Linked DNA regions of Homo sapiens: region 1 is linked to region 2. A link is a contact called in ENCODE Hi-C or POLR2A ChIA-PET data. All regions are on one chromosome and are shown on one strand. The core of a region is the stretch at or near the end of the contact, and the rest is flanking DNA. Distances in the headings are between cores, read along the strand shown. Region 1 holds the start of VILL (villin like). Region 2 holds the start of EXOG (exo/endonuclease G).

The links. Hi-C counts contacts between places; a loop is a spot of excess contacts on that map. ChIA-PET counts read pairs that join two places held with the same protein, here RNA polymerase II (POLR2A). Pooled maps may share reads with other maps.
Region 1: a loop to region 2 is called in a map of B cell, with 6 times the contacts of the local background. The contact joins the promoter of VILL here to the promoter of EXOG in region 2. A Hi-C loop is called at or near these places in 8 of 168 maps with a recorded cell type or tissue (B cell, GM12878, IMR-90 and 5 more), 17 of 37 single-sample maps with no recorded cell type and 18 of 50 pooled maps. POLR2A ChIA-PET finds 5 or more read pairs at or near these places in 7 of 52 experiments (A673, B cell, BJ and 4 more).

What each region holds. Positions count from the first base shown.
Region 1 is chr3:37,986,093-37,992,059 of GRCh38, forward strand. VILL (villin like) reads left to right here and starts at 4,694. Exons shown (of 20, transcript NM_015873.4): 1 at 4,694-4,737. RefSeq lists a silencer at 894-1,071.
Region 2 is chr3:38,494,385-38,500,232 of GRCh38, forward strand. It overlaps EXOG (exo/endonuclease G), which reads left to right and starts at 1,956. Exons shown (of 6, transcript NM_005107.4): 1 at 1,956-2,146; 2 at 3,245-3,394. The coding sequence starts at 1,984. RefSeq lists enhancers at 2,105-2,154, 2,215-2,284.

The DNA.
Region 1 (5,967 bases), core at 3,444-5,943, 510 kb before region 2:
CATACATCCCTCAAGTCCACCACAGACCATTTCCAATCTCTGCATATGGGGACCTGCGTCATGTTTTTAAGTGCCAAGATGACTGGAAAGGGCAGCCAGGGCTGAGACCCCCTGCTCTGACTGGCTACAGAGGAAAGGCAAGTCCTCCGAAACTGTTCCAGGCCTGATGCCCAGGTGTGGCAAAGGAGCTGTGGCCAGAGCTTTGGGGAAAATGACGTGTTGCTTTACCTGAAAGATCAGCCATATACATGTTCATTGCTAAAAAGTTGGAAAATCCAGAAAAGTACAGAGAAAAGCCCACCTGGGCACTGGGAGCCTTTCCCAAGGCAGGGGTGAGGAGGGAGGCCTGGTGAGACCCCTGCCTGGCTGACAGCACCTGCTTTCACACAGGTGGGGAGCAGAGTGGAGCCCCCCACTACACATTGGAAGGATCACACTGCCCACTAGGCACGGACCCCAGCCTTGCACCACCACCCTTCCAACAGGCCAGGGCTTTCCTGACCCAAGCTGGGTCCTAATGGGTGGGCGTGCTGCTGGGCAGGACCACAGTGGGCAAGGCAGTGACACCTCTTTGCAGGGGCCCAGGGTTGGTGTTTGGTCTGTCCTCTCACCCAGCTGTTCCCGTGGTGTCCTCGGGAGGAGTCACTTCCAGCCTATGCAAGCTCCAGTGACCATTGCCACAGCTCCTTCCACATCCTGCAGCCCAGGGCGGGACCACCAGATGTGGGGACACATGCGGGCCCATGGCTGCTCCCCTCCAGCGCAAGGAGCCAGGGCATCTCCAGGAGTGGGCTCCAGGACCTGAGTCAACAGTTCTCACTCCCCATCCCTGTCTGCCCTCAGAGAGGGACGCTCCTCACAGAGCCCGGACTCCACCACGAGAGGCAACATTCTGCACCTGCCTGGGAAAGACTGGAGAAGGCCTGGGGGATGAAGCCTGGGATAGGATGCCTGAGCCCAGAGAAACTGGGGCGGAGCCTGGACTTATCTTGGGGCCACTCCTTCACCTGGGTCAATATTGACATGGAGCGGGCTGGGCCTTGGAGATAAGCCAGGCAGGAACAAAGTAGGCCCCAAGCCCTGGAAACTTGATGAGTGAGGGGGTGGTAGATGAAGGGAGGCTGGGGCAGGAAGAGGGCAGGGCTTTGCTAGCAAGGCAAACTCTGCCCAGGGCCCTTTTGACTCCTGGCAGGCCCCCTTGAAGAGGGGTGGAGGTGGGGATGGGGATGGGGTGGTGGGACCCCTTTCCTGCTAGGGGGAGGAGGGAGGGGAAGGCTAGGCATCCCACCCTCCCATTCTTGCAGCACCCAGCTGCCTGTGAGCCTGCCCTGGGCCTCAGTTTCCCCTCTGTGTGCCTGGGGTGTGACAGCCATGAGCCGGAGGCTGTCCAGGCCAGACTCAAGGCAGTGCTGCTCATCTTGGCCCCAGGCCAGGCTCTAAGGCCAGACTGCCATCTATCCTGGGCCTGGGATCACAGGTTACAGAGTAGGTGGTTCTGGACAGGGCAGTTCTCTCCAGGTGACATCTTCTGGTTTGCAGAGACCCAGACAATTCCGAGGGTTGGGGCCTTGGAGAAGTTCTCATGCCCCCCACTAAGCTGCTGACACTGGATTGTGCCAGCTGGGGTATCTGGCCCACAACCAAAGTGGAAAGGGGTCACCCCCTCAGCTTCTCAGAGAAGGAGGACTGAGCCCAGTAAAGGGTCCAGATACACACACACACACACACACTGGGTCAGGCGCAGGCCACAGAAACATGTCAGCAAACGTTTTATTAAGCAACTGCAGTGCGCCAGGCACCGTTCTAGACACAGGTGGACAACAGCAAGGCCCTGCCCACAGTGACTCACAGTCCAGCTGGGACACAGACACTAACCAAAGATCCCACTTAGCAAAGAGACCAGCTTCTTGGAGCACCACGATGAGGAAAGTGGTGATGTCTGAGGAGGGAGACTGCTGTGGCTAAGGAGGGCGGGAAGGGCCCTCTGTGGGGCTGCCATTTTGGCTGGGACCTAAATGCAGTAAAGGAGCAGCTACGGGAATATAGAGAGTGGGGCTTCCAGGCAGAGAAGCCTGCAGTGCAAAGGTCTGCAGACAACGACCTGGGCGTCTTCAAGGGACACAAGGAATCATATTGCCAGAACACAGTAAGCCATGGGGAGAGTGATGGGAGAGGCAGCCGGGAACGGCCATTGAGAGTTTCATCCCAGTTTTAGTGGAAGCCACTGGAAGGTTTGGGGAGGGGGGTGATGTGAGCGGGTTTATGGTTAAATTCTGAGGTTGAATTTTCCCTCTAGTTAGTCAAAATCATAGAAAATAGAATGGTGGTTGCAAGGGGCTGGGGGCAATGGGGAGTCTATGTTTAATGGGTGCAGAGTTGCAGAGTTTCCGTTTTGTAAGATGAAAGAGTTCTGGAAATGGTGGCAGTGGTTGCACAACAATATGAGTGTCCTTAACACCACAGAACCGTATACTTAAAAGTGGATACAGGCCGGGCGTGGTGGCTTACGCCTGTAATCCCAACACTTTGGGAGGCTGAGGCCGGTGGATCGCTGGAGGTCAGGAGTTCGCAACCAGCCTGACCAACATAGTGAAACCCCGTCTCTACCAAAAATACAAAATTAGCCGGGTGTGGTGGTGCATGCCTGTAATCCCAGCTACTCAGGGGACTGAGGCAGGAGAATCACTTGAACCCGGGAGGCGGAGGCTGCAGTGAGCCAAGATCATGCCATTGCACTCCAGCCTCGGCAACAAGAGCAAAACTCTGTCTCAAATAAATACATAAATAAAAAGGGGATACAATGGTAAATTTTAAGTATATTTTACTACAATTTTTTAAATCTTGTGAAAAAAAGATTTTTTATATTTTACCACAATTTTTTTAAATCTTAGGAAAAAAGATCCCTCTGGCTACTGTGGTAGGATGGTCGTAGCGGCCAGGCAGACCCAGAGACACAGAGGGAGGCTGGCTCCGGAGCAGGCAGGAGGCGTGAGAGGGAGGGCCAGGCCCAGGATCCACCATGAACCAGCTGCCGACGGGCCAGTGGCTTGCGGGAGAGAGAAATCAGGGCAACTCCAGGTTTGGGGCCTAAGCACCCTCTGGATGTTCACACTGAACGTGTTCCTGGGGCTCAGAGAGGGTAGATCTGGGAGGGGCCTGAGGCGATGTTAAATGTGAGACCAAACGTGCTGGGAGAGATGTGACAGACGGAAGATGGAGACTTAGGCCGGGGCAAGGTTCGGGGGAGTTGGGTCAGGGAGACACTGGCGTTTCCATGCTATTTGCAGCCTTCAGACTGGAACTGGGAAGGAAACTGGAAAACAAACAGGAGTGAAGGCCCAAGCTCTGCTCCTGCTGCCATTTAGAGGCCTGAAGGAGACAGGTGGAGTGAGAGGGGAAGGAACAATGGTGACTGAACTGACTGCCGCTTGGTTGACAGCGGGCATTGGTGACTTAGGAAAGAGCCATTGCCAGGGAATTCAAGAACAAACAGAGCGGGTGGGCTGAGGGGAGATGGGGGAAGAGTCGGTGGGAAGAAGTGAGGACACAGAGTCTTCCTGGGCACAGAGACAAAAAGGGACAGGGAAACGGGTATGCACAGGTACAGTGGACACACTGCCACTGTCACAGACAGGGTCCCTGTCCCAAGTGGGGATCAGACAGACATGCCAGGATACAGGCACACACATGAGGTCGGACAGGCAATGGCACACATGGGGACGAGCCAAATGCCTGTGACACAGGCATCCCTTCACACACAGGGACCCTGCATTGTGTCTGTTAAACACAGTCACACACTAGCTGTAGGTCTTGCTGGACACAGACTGCCCCCGAGTCCCCAAGTCCCCAGACCCCTGTAACAGAGACCTTTGTGGGGTGAAGACTGAACACAGGGAGAGGGTCTTGGGCAGTGGGCAGGCTTTAGCAGCGTGGCTTTGATGGGATGGCCCACGCTGGCTGGGCCTTGGCTGGGACTGAGGCCCTAAGCCGCCAAGAGGAGGTTGTGCCCCTGGAGTTTCTGGAAGGCTCTGTTTGCAGCCCCTCCACCCCACAGTGAGAGAGAGAGAGTGGCAGTGGAGTGGCAGCTGAGGTGAGGGAGAGGTGTCTTCGCTGCAAGAGCTGGACTGGCCTCTCCCATGATGGGTATCAGGGTTCCCTGAGGAGGGCTGTGCCAGGCAGTGAGCTCACATTTGGGTAGGGACAGCAGAAATATCTAGAGGGAGCCCTGACCACCTTCCCCTCCTGAAGTGAGCTGGGTCTCACAGAGCCTGACCCCACAGCCCCCAGCCTTGGTCCTACTTCCTCCTAAAGTTTGCTGGAGTGGCCTGGCCCTCTTGGTCCAGGCGGAGCCCACCACTCCGGGTGAGGGATCAGGGGCCCATCTAGTACTCCAGAGAAGGAAATCCCAGTATCTTCCACACCCCACCTCTTAGCCCAGTCCAGGCCTCCATCCCCTGCTCTCTCTGGCCACTGGTACCCAGGCAGTGAGACCTGGGAGACTTAACCATAGCCCTGGGGAGGGCGCTGGTCCCGACGGCTTGCTCGATATTTGTTGACTGGCTGACTAAGTGAATGCCTAGCCCGCTGAGCACTGTGTGGTGGGGTGTGTCCTGCAGGGCAGGAGCTAGGATTGAGTTACAGTGGTGGGGACCAGGAGTAGGGAGGCAGAGACTGGCCCCGTGCCAGGCCTAGCACTGCCCACAGGCAGGGCGAAGGCGCGGGAGCAGTTTCCAGCAGGTAGGCCTGGGCAGAGAGTTGGGGGGCGGGGGTTTCCAGGGAACCAGTGGGGCAGAGTGGGCTATTCAAGTCAAGGGCATAGAGCATAGGGTCCCAGGGCTCAGGGCCACAGAGCCTCCGCGGCAGAATTGGGAGGCGGCAGCAGCCCAGCAGGTGAAAACACTGATGGGGCAGGGCAGCTGTGGCCGGCAGCCCAAGGGGAAGAAAGTGGCAGATTTTGTAGATGGGCAGGGAAGTCCGTGGCCCACAAATTCAGTGTGCCTGCCCCCAACCCTGGCCCCATCCTCCTTTCCCCTCACTCTAGAGGGCGGCACCACTCCCTGCTCCATGGAAACTGAGCAAGGTAATCTCGGGCTCCCTTCAAAGGTACCCACAAAAGAAGGAAGGGCTCCTGTAGGGAGAGAAAGAGGCACTGGAGGAGGGAGAAAGCGAGGAGAGAGGAGGCACCCAGGGACACGAGGGGCAGGGGGAGAGAAGAGGGGGTGTGTGAAGCGGGTAGGGAGTGCCCCGGGAAAGAGAGGGGAGCCTGGGGAAGAGAAGGAAAGACCTGGGGAGGAGGGTGGGGAGGGAGAGAGGGAGGGGTGTAGGGGAAGACAGGGAACCAGGAAAGGAGGAGGTGCCTGGGGAGGAAAAATGGGAGAAAAAGGGAAGGATCCCAGGGGAGAGGGGAAATCAGAGGGGAGAAAGAAGAACCAGGGGGAGGCAGGGGCACCCAGTGGGGACAGAGGGAAACCCTGGAAAAGCGGAGGCGTGGGGCATGGGGAGAGAAAGGGAAACCAGGGAAGGAATTGGGCATCCGGAAGAGAAAGGGGCCCTGAGTGGAGGAAGTGCACCCCCAGGGAAGAGAAGGAGGGCTTCTAGGAGAAGGGAGAGGACCAGGGATAGGAGGGTTCCCACTTGGGAAGGTGGTGAAAGGGAGTTCCCCAGAGGAAAGAGGGCAGGAGGGTTTGGGAGGCTGGAGGGGGCACTGTGGGGGGTTCCCCTGAGGAAAGAGGGCAGGAGGGCTTGGGAGGCTGGAGGTGGCACTGTGGGGAGGGAGGAGGCCCCCAATCTTTGAGCACCCATTCCTCCCTGGAGTCCAGGTGAAAGAGAATGAACACAGGTGCCATGCGAGTGCGACCTCAGCCCTGGCAGCTGAGGGCTTGGCTCTACGGGCTGGGGCTGGATATCAGACGGGCTCCCGGACCCCTGGGGGCGATGCTGCCTCTCCCAGTGACACCAGCCGAGTCC
Region 2 (5,848 bases), core at 706-3,205:
GCAACCCTTCCAGTTCTTGACCTCTTGGGACCAAAAGTGGGGTTACACTTGTTCAGAAGTAGAGGATCTGGATTAGGAAAAGCCATCTAATATTTATCTCTCTAGTATTTAGCACAGTGTCTGGCACTTACAAGGGCCTTAAGAAATACAGTACCTCAGTGATTGTGTATTTAGTAAATTCTGGGGAAAGCTGCTGAAGTAGCCTTGAAGCCTACAGATACCAGTGTTGTCTGGTTGTATTTGTTAGGATTCTTGGTTGCAGGTGACAGAAGCCATTAGACAAAAAAGGGGGTTTCACTGAAAGGATTCTGGGGGAAATGACTAGCCAAGACTTCAGAAAGGCAGGATGTATGTGGGCTTCAGGAGCCTGTGGGAGTTGGGGTCATAACATTGCAGGCCTCCACCTGTGTCCTGGTATTTCTTCCATTATTGCTCAGAGCAAGACCAGATGCATCTGCTCCTTTGACTTCTTAGCAGGAAACAAGGCTGTAGACAGTGCCAGAGCTTTTTTTTTTTTTTTTAGACAGAGTCTTGCTCTATTGCCCAGATTGGAGTGCAGTGGCACGATCTCAGCTCACTGCAACCTCCGTCTCCTGGGTTCAAGCAATTCTGCCTCAGCCTTTCGAGTAGCTGGGATTACAGGCACGCGCCACCACACCTGGTTGATTTTTGTATTGTTAGTAGAGACGGGGTTTCACCATGTTGGCCAGGCTGGTCTCAAATTCCTGACCTCAGGTGATCCTCCAGTCTTGGCCTCCCGAAGTGCTGGGATTGCAGGCATGAGCCACTGCGCCTGTGAGTTTTACGTCACAGCTTTGCTACCCAGAGAGACTACTAGATCGAAAATCCCTAGGAAGGACTCTGGTTGATGTAGCTTAACCAGTCAGGGTCCTTCAGAAGAGGTATTCCTGGCAAGGGGGTAGCCTCCCATTTGAGGCTGTCAAAATAATGTGCACACTTCAGTAGGTTGTTAGAAGTGGCCTCCTGGTCAGTGAATCATCAGTGGGATCAGATGAAAGTTATTCCTACCAGTTATCTAAGAAATAGGAAACTTGAAGTTTCTGCTAAGAACTAAGTCCACACGGAATGCTAGAGATCATGCTGCAAAATGAAGACTCATTTGTTTGTGAGTGGTAGTCCATGAAATCTATCCTTTCTTTGCCAGCAGGCGTTCAGCAATCTGGATTTTATATTCTATCAAGACAAAGAGTAGAGATGACTCAAACATTTCTAACATTTATAGAGCACTTAGTGACATGCCCCTGGTACTTCCCTAAACATTTTACATGTGTCATCTCCTTTAATCCTCACAAGAACGCTATGGTCTAAGTATTATTATTCCAATTTAAAAGAGAAGGTTGGGGACAGTGACACACACCTGGACTTACAGCACTTTGGGAGGCCGAGGCGGGAAGATTGCTTGAGGCCAGAAGTTGGATACCAGCCTGGGCAACATAAGGAGACCCCCTTCTTTACCGCTCCCCCACTCCCGCCAAAAATTTAGCCGGGCAATGTGGCACGTGCCTGTAGTCCCAGCTACTCAGGAGGCTGAGGCAGGAGGATCGCTTGAGCCCACGAGTTCGAGATCGCAGTAAGCTATGATCATTCCACTGTACTGCAGCCTGGGTAACAGAGACCCTGTCGCTAAATAAATAAATAGACCTGAGTTGGAATATCGGCTCTGGAGACCTTAGTGTAACCATGCGCAAGTGTTTACTCACCTATTAAATGAGACTAAAGGTATTTTCTTCTCATGACTATATATAGCATACCACTAAGCCCTCTAGACATCATATTCCCCATCCATCGCCCCGTCCAGTGGACCAGGGATGAAGCGGGGATGCGCTAGGCATCCCGGTTTGTCACCAGGGGGCGTGCGAGGCCCTCAGCTTGGCGGGCGGTGAGGCGTGGGGTGACGGGGGGATGGCGGGGGCCGGCATGCGCGCGCATGCGCCGTGGTAAAAGGCCGGTACCTCGGGCAAGATGGCTATCAAGAGTATCGCTTCCCGCCTCCGGGGTTCCCGTCGTTTTCTGAGCGGCTTCGTGGCTGGGGCTGTAGTGGGCGCTGCGGGAGCTGGGCTCGCGGCCCTGCAGTTCTTCCGGAGTCAGGGCGCTGAGGGAGCGTTGACAGGGAAGCAGCCGGATGGTAAGTCTGTGGGCCCGTCCTCCCTTCGCTGGCCCAGATTTCGGGCTCCGACTCCTACCTGGAGTGTGAATGGCAGTCCTTGACGGACAGCCTTCACCGTTTGCTGGGCCCCTAGCCTGGCCCTTGGTTTCTGACCTTTATTCTCCCGGCTCGGCCTCCCTTCCCCACCTCGCGTCTCGCCAGCTTCCCTCATGTCCTTCCTTCCCCCGGGCATCTTCGTTTTCTGCACAGAACCACCCCCGCCGCCCGACTTTCTTCCCCCCAGTTACTCATCGCGATATCTATGTTTTAATGTCTGTGTTCTCTACTAAGATTGTTAGCTCCATAAGACTTGAGACTATGTCTGTTTTGGTCTCCATCATCTAACCAGCACAGTACCTGGTACATAATTGGCATTCAGTAAGTATGAATGAAGGAATAAATTAATACATAATTTTAGTAGATGAGTTAACTGCCCTTCTTTCGTCATTGTTCAGTTGAAGAATACCTGCTATCCCTCCAAAGTGTATAAAAACTCATGTTGCAATGGGTACCTTATATTTGACAAAAAAAAAAAAAAAATTAACACGAGCTCATTTCTTGTACTTTGCGGATGTGCTAATTTAACTTGCTCCTTTGGATACTTGGCATCTAGCAAGAGAACTACCCCCTTGGGGGGTTGAGGATTTGAGAAGGCATCGGGGAGGATTATCTCGAAACTGACTCACTGCTGAATGTGTGCTTGGTTTCTCCCACTAGGAAAAACAGTACCAGTTTTACTGTCATCTTGCAACAGCACACATATCAGTGCTTCAGAGATGATTTGGAAATTTGATGTGAAAGACTAATAAGATCAAGTCTTTATTCAAAAGTTAATGCAGTAGCTGCATTTTATTCACTGATTATAGGCAAATCAGTACTTTGCCTACTGTCTGTTTTCTTCATCTCATAAGTAATTGCAAAAATGAGATTTTCTGGTTGATTAGACTTCTGAGCCAGTCCTTTGTAAATCACACCGCTCTCCTTTTCCTTATAATCTTTCATTATTAAGAGCCACTAATTGTGTGTGTGTGTTTTTTTTGTCTCTGCCCCCCCTTTTTTTTTTTTTTTCATTTTTAGGATCTGCAGAAAAGGCTGTCTTGGAACAATTTGGATTCCCTTTAACTGGAACAGAGGCAAGGTGTTACACTAATCACGCTTTGTCTTATGATCAGGCAAAGCGGGTGCCTAGATGGGTTCTTGAACATATTTCCAAAAGCAAGATAATGGGTAGGTGGTTGGATAAAAAAACTGAAGTAACAGTATTTATGAAAGATGTCTCCAAATTTAAAACAGGGATGATTATTAATATTCTCAACCTTTTTCATATCATAGCACATGTAGAAAATTATATTTATATAACTTACTGGTTAAATCAACCCTGCCTGGCAGCCAGAAAGCCAGACCCTTTCCAGCTGTCTCAGGGCTGAAAATACCCATATCTTGACACACTAGTTGGGAGGCTCTGTCATAAATATTACAGCAATGAGCACCATTCAGTTTTACCTTAACAAATATTTATGTGCCTGCTATGTGTCTGGCACTGTGGTAACCCTTGGGGACCTATGTGTGACCAGAGTAGAGGATCTCTACCCCAGTGACACTTTGAGTTGGGAGAGTGGGTTGACCCATCAAACAAATAATTTTAGATGTATAATTACAATAATTTTTCCAAAGGAGGTGATTGCAAGTTAGTGTAGTATAATTAAGGAACAGTAAAAAGTTTGATGAGAGGCTGGGCGTGGTGGCTCACACCTGTAATCCCAGTACTTTGGGAGGCTGAGGCGTTTGAGCTCAGGAGTTTGAGATGAGCCTGGCCAACATGGCAAAACCGCGTTTCTACAAAAAATACAAAAATTAGCTGGGCGTGGTGGTGCACCTCTGTGGTTCCAGCTACTTGGGGGACTGAGATGGGAGGATCTCTTGAGCCCAGGAGGTGGGGGTTGCAGTGAGCCAAGATCGCAGCACCACACTCCAGCTTAGGCAACAGAGGGAGAATGTGTCTCAAAAAAAAAAAAAAGTGTGATGAGAGATTATAACACAAGAACCTGATTTTGATTAGTAAGGCTTCTCTGGAAAAGTGGACTGAAGAGTGAACGGAAATTACTTAGGCAAGGGGTTGAATGTGCCATGGGATATGGAGAAGAGCATTCTAGGAAGAAAGGAACATTTGCATCTTCGGAGGCCCCCAATGTGGACAGGAGTTTTGTTCTTTTAGGGAACTAAAAGAGTGCCAGTAGATGAATGAGGGGGAAGGTGATGTGAAATGATGCTGGAGAAGTAAGCAGGTGTGTCAGTTTATTCATGTGTCCTTATGTCTTGATAGGGTCCTGTAGAATTGCCAGATCTTGATAATTAATGTCAAATTGGTTTCTAGGTAGATTCTTCAAGTTTACACTCCTAGCATCATTGTTTCTTCTCTCTCTCAACCTTCACCTATGGTGAGCATTACTGAGCTTTACCAATTTAATGCTCATTTTACTTGTGTTTATTGATTATCAATGAGGGTTAACATGCTGTGAATTAGTCTTTTTTGGTAAGTTATTCTTTACCTATTTCAGTTGGGGTATTCTCTTTTGAATTTATTTGTAAAAGTTCTTTTATTTATTAAGGATATTACCTTTTGTCACAGTTGTTTTGTTCCCTTTTGTTATTTGCTTTTTAATTTGCTGTGTGTTCCACATATTCTCCTTTGCTTTAAAATGTGTGCTATGGCTATGCATATTAAAATGCTGATATTAAAGTTAGTGTGTGCCATTCTAGAGTGCACAGCAACCAGCAGAATAACAGGAGGCTTGGAATGTACTTGGTGTTAGACAGAAACTGATGTAAGTGAAAACTTTATCAAGCATATAAGAAAACCTGGGCATTTTATATTGTATAATAAGTCTTGTGAGCTGTGTACTTTTGAGGCAATAAAATAGAGCCAATTAATATTATTTGAAAATAGGGAGCAATGTACCTGTGTTTTACTTGATTTTAATGTAAAAGGTCTTCTGTTTTCAGTAATGATGGACTGAGTTATTCAGATAGAATCTTCCTGCTGAAACAGAAAATGTTAGTATATAAAAAGTGTATATCTGTATTTTTTTTACCTTTTTTTTTGAGATGGATTTTTGCTATGTTGCCTAGGCTGGTCTTGAATTTCTGGGTTCAAGTGACCCTCCTGCCTCAGCCTCCTGAGTAGCTGGGATTACAGGTATGTGCCACTATGCCCAACTAAAAGTATATCTTTTAAAAAATGGCTTAAGAAAAATGAAGAGCCAGCAGCATAGTGGCGAATTGCTAGGTTAGTGTTGGTGGGAGAAAGCGAGAATCCAAAGAGGTAAGCGCAGTCTTGGCAAACCAAAACCACATTTGCCTTTGAATTCACAGCATTATGGGGTGAGGAGGATTGAAGGAAAGACCTAAGACTCACCCAAGGTAGATTGTCCTGTAGGTCTTGCAGTGTAGGAGACCCTTCCTGTGTTACCCTGGAACTCCAAAGGGCTACATCCTCAGGGAAGAGTGAACTAGAACTAACTTCCCTGCCCACTCTTAGGGACTACATGGAAGGTTGTCTTGGCACTGAACGGAGAAAGGTCAAAAGGAAGATAAAAAGTTTGTTCCAGAGAAGGTAAAGTCAAAAACTGGCTATCATGCAGACTTACAGCCCAAATCTGTGCATCGAGAGGAGATCAGGGA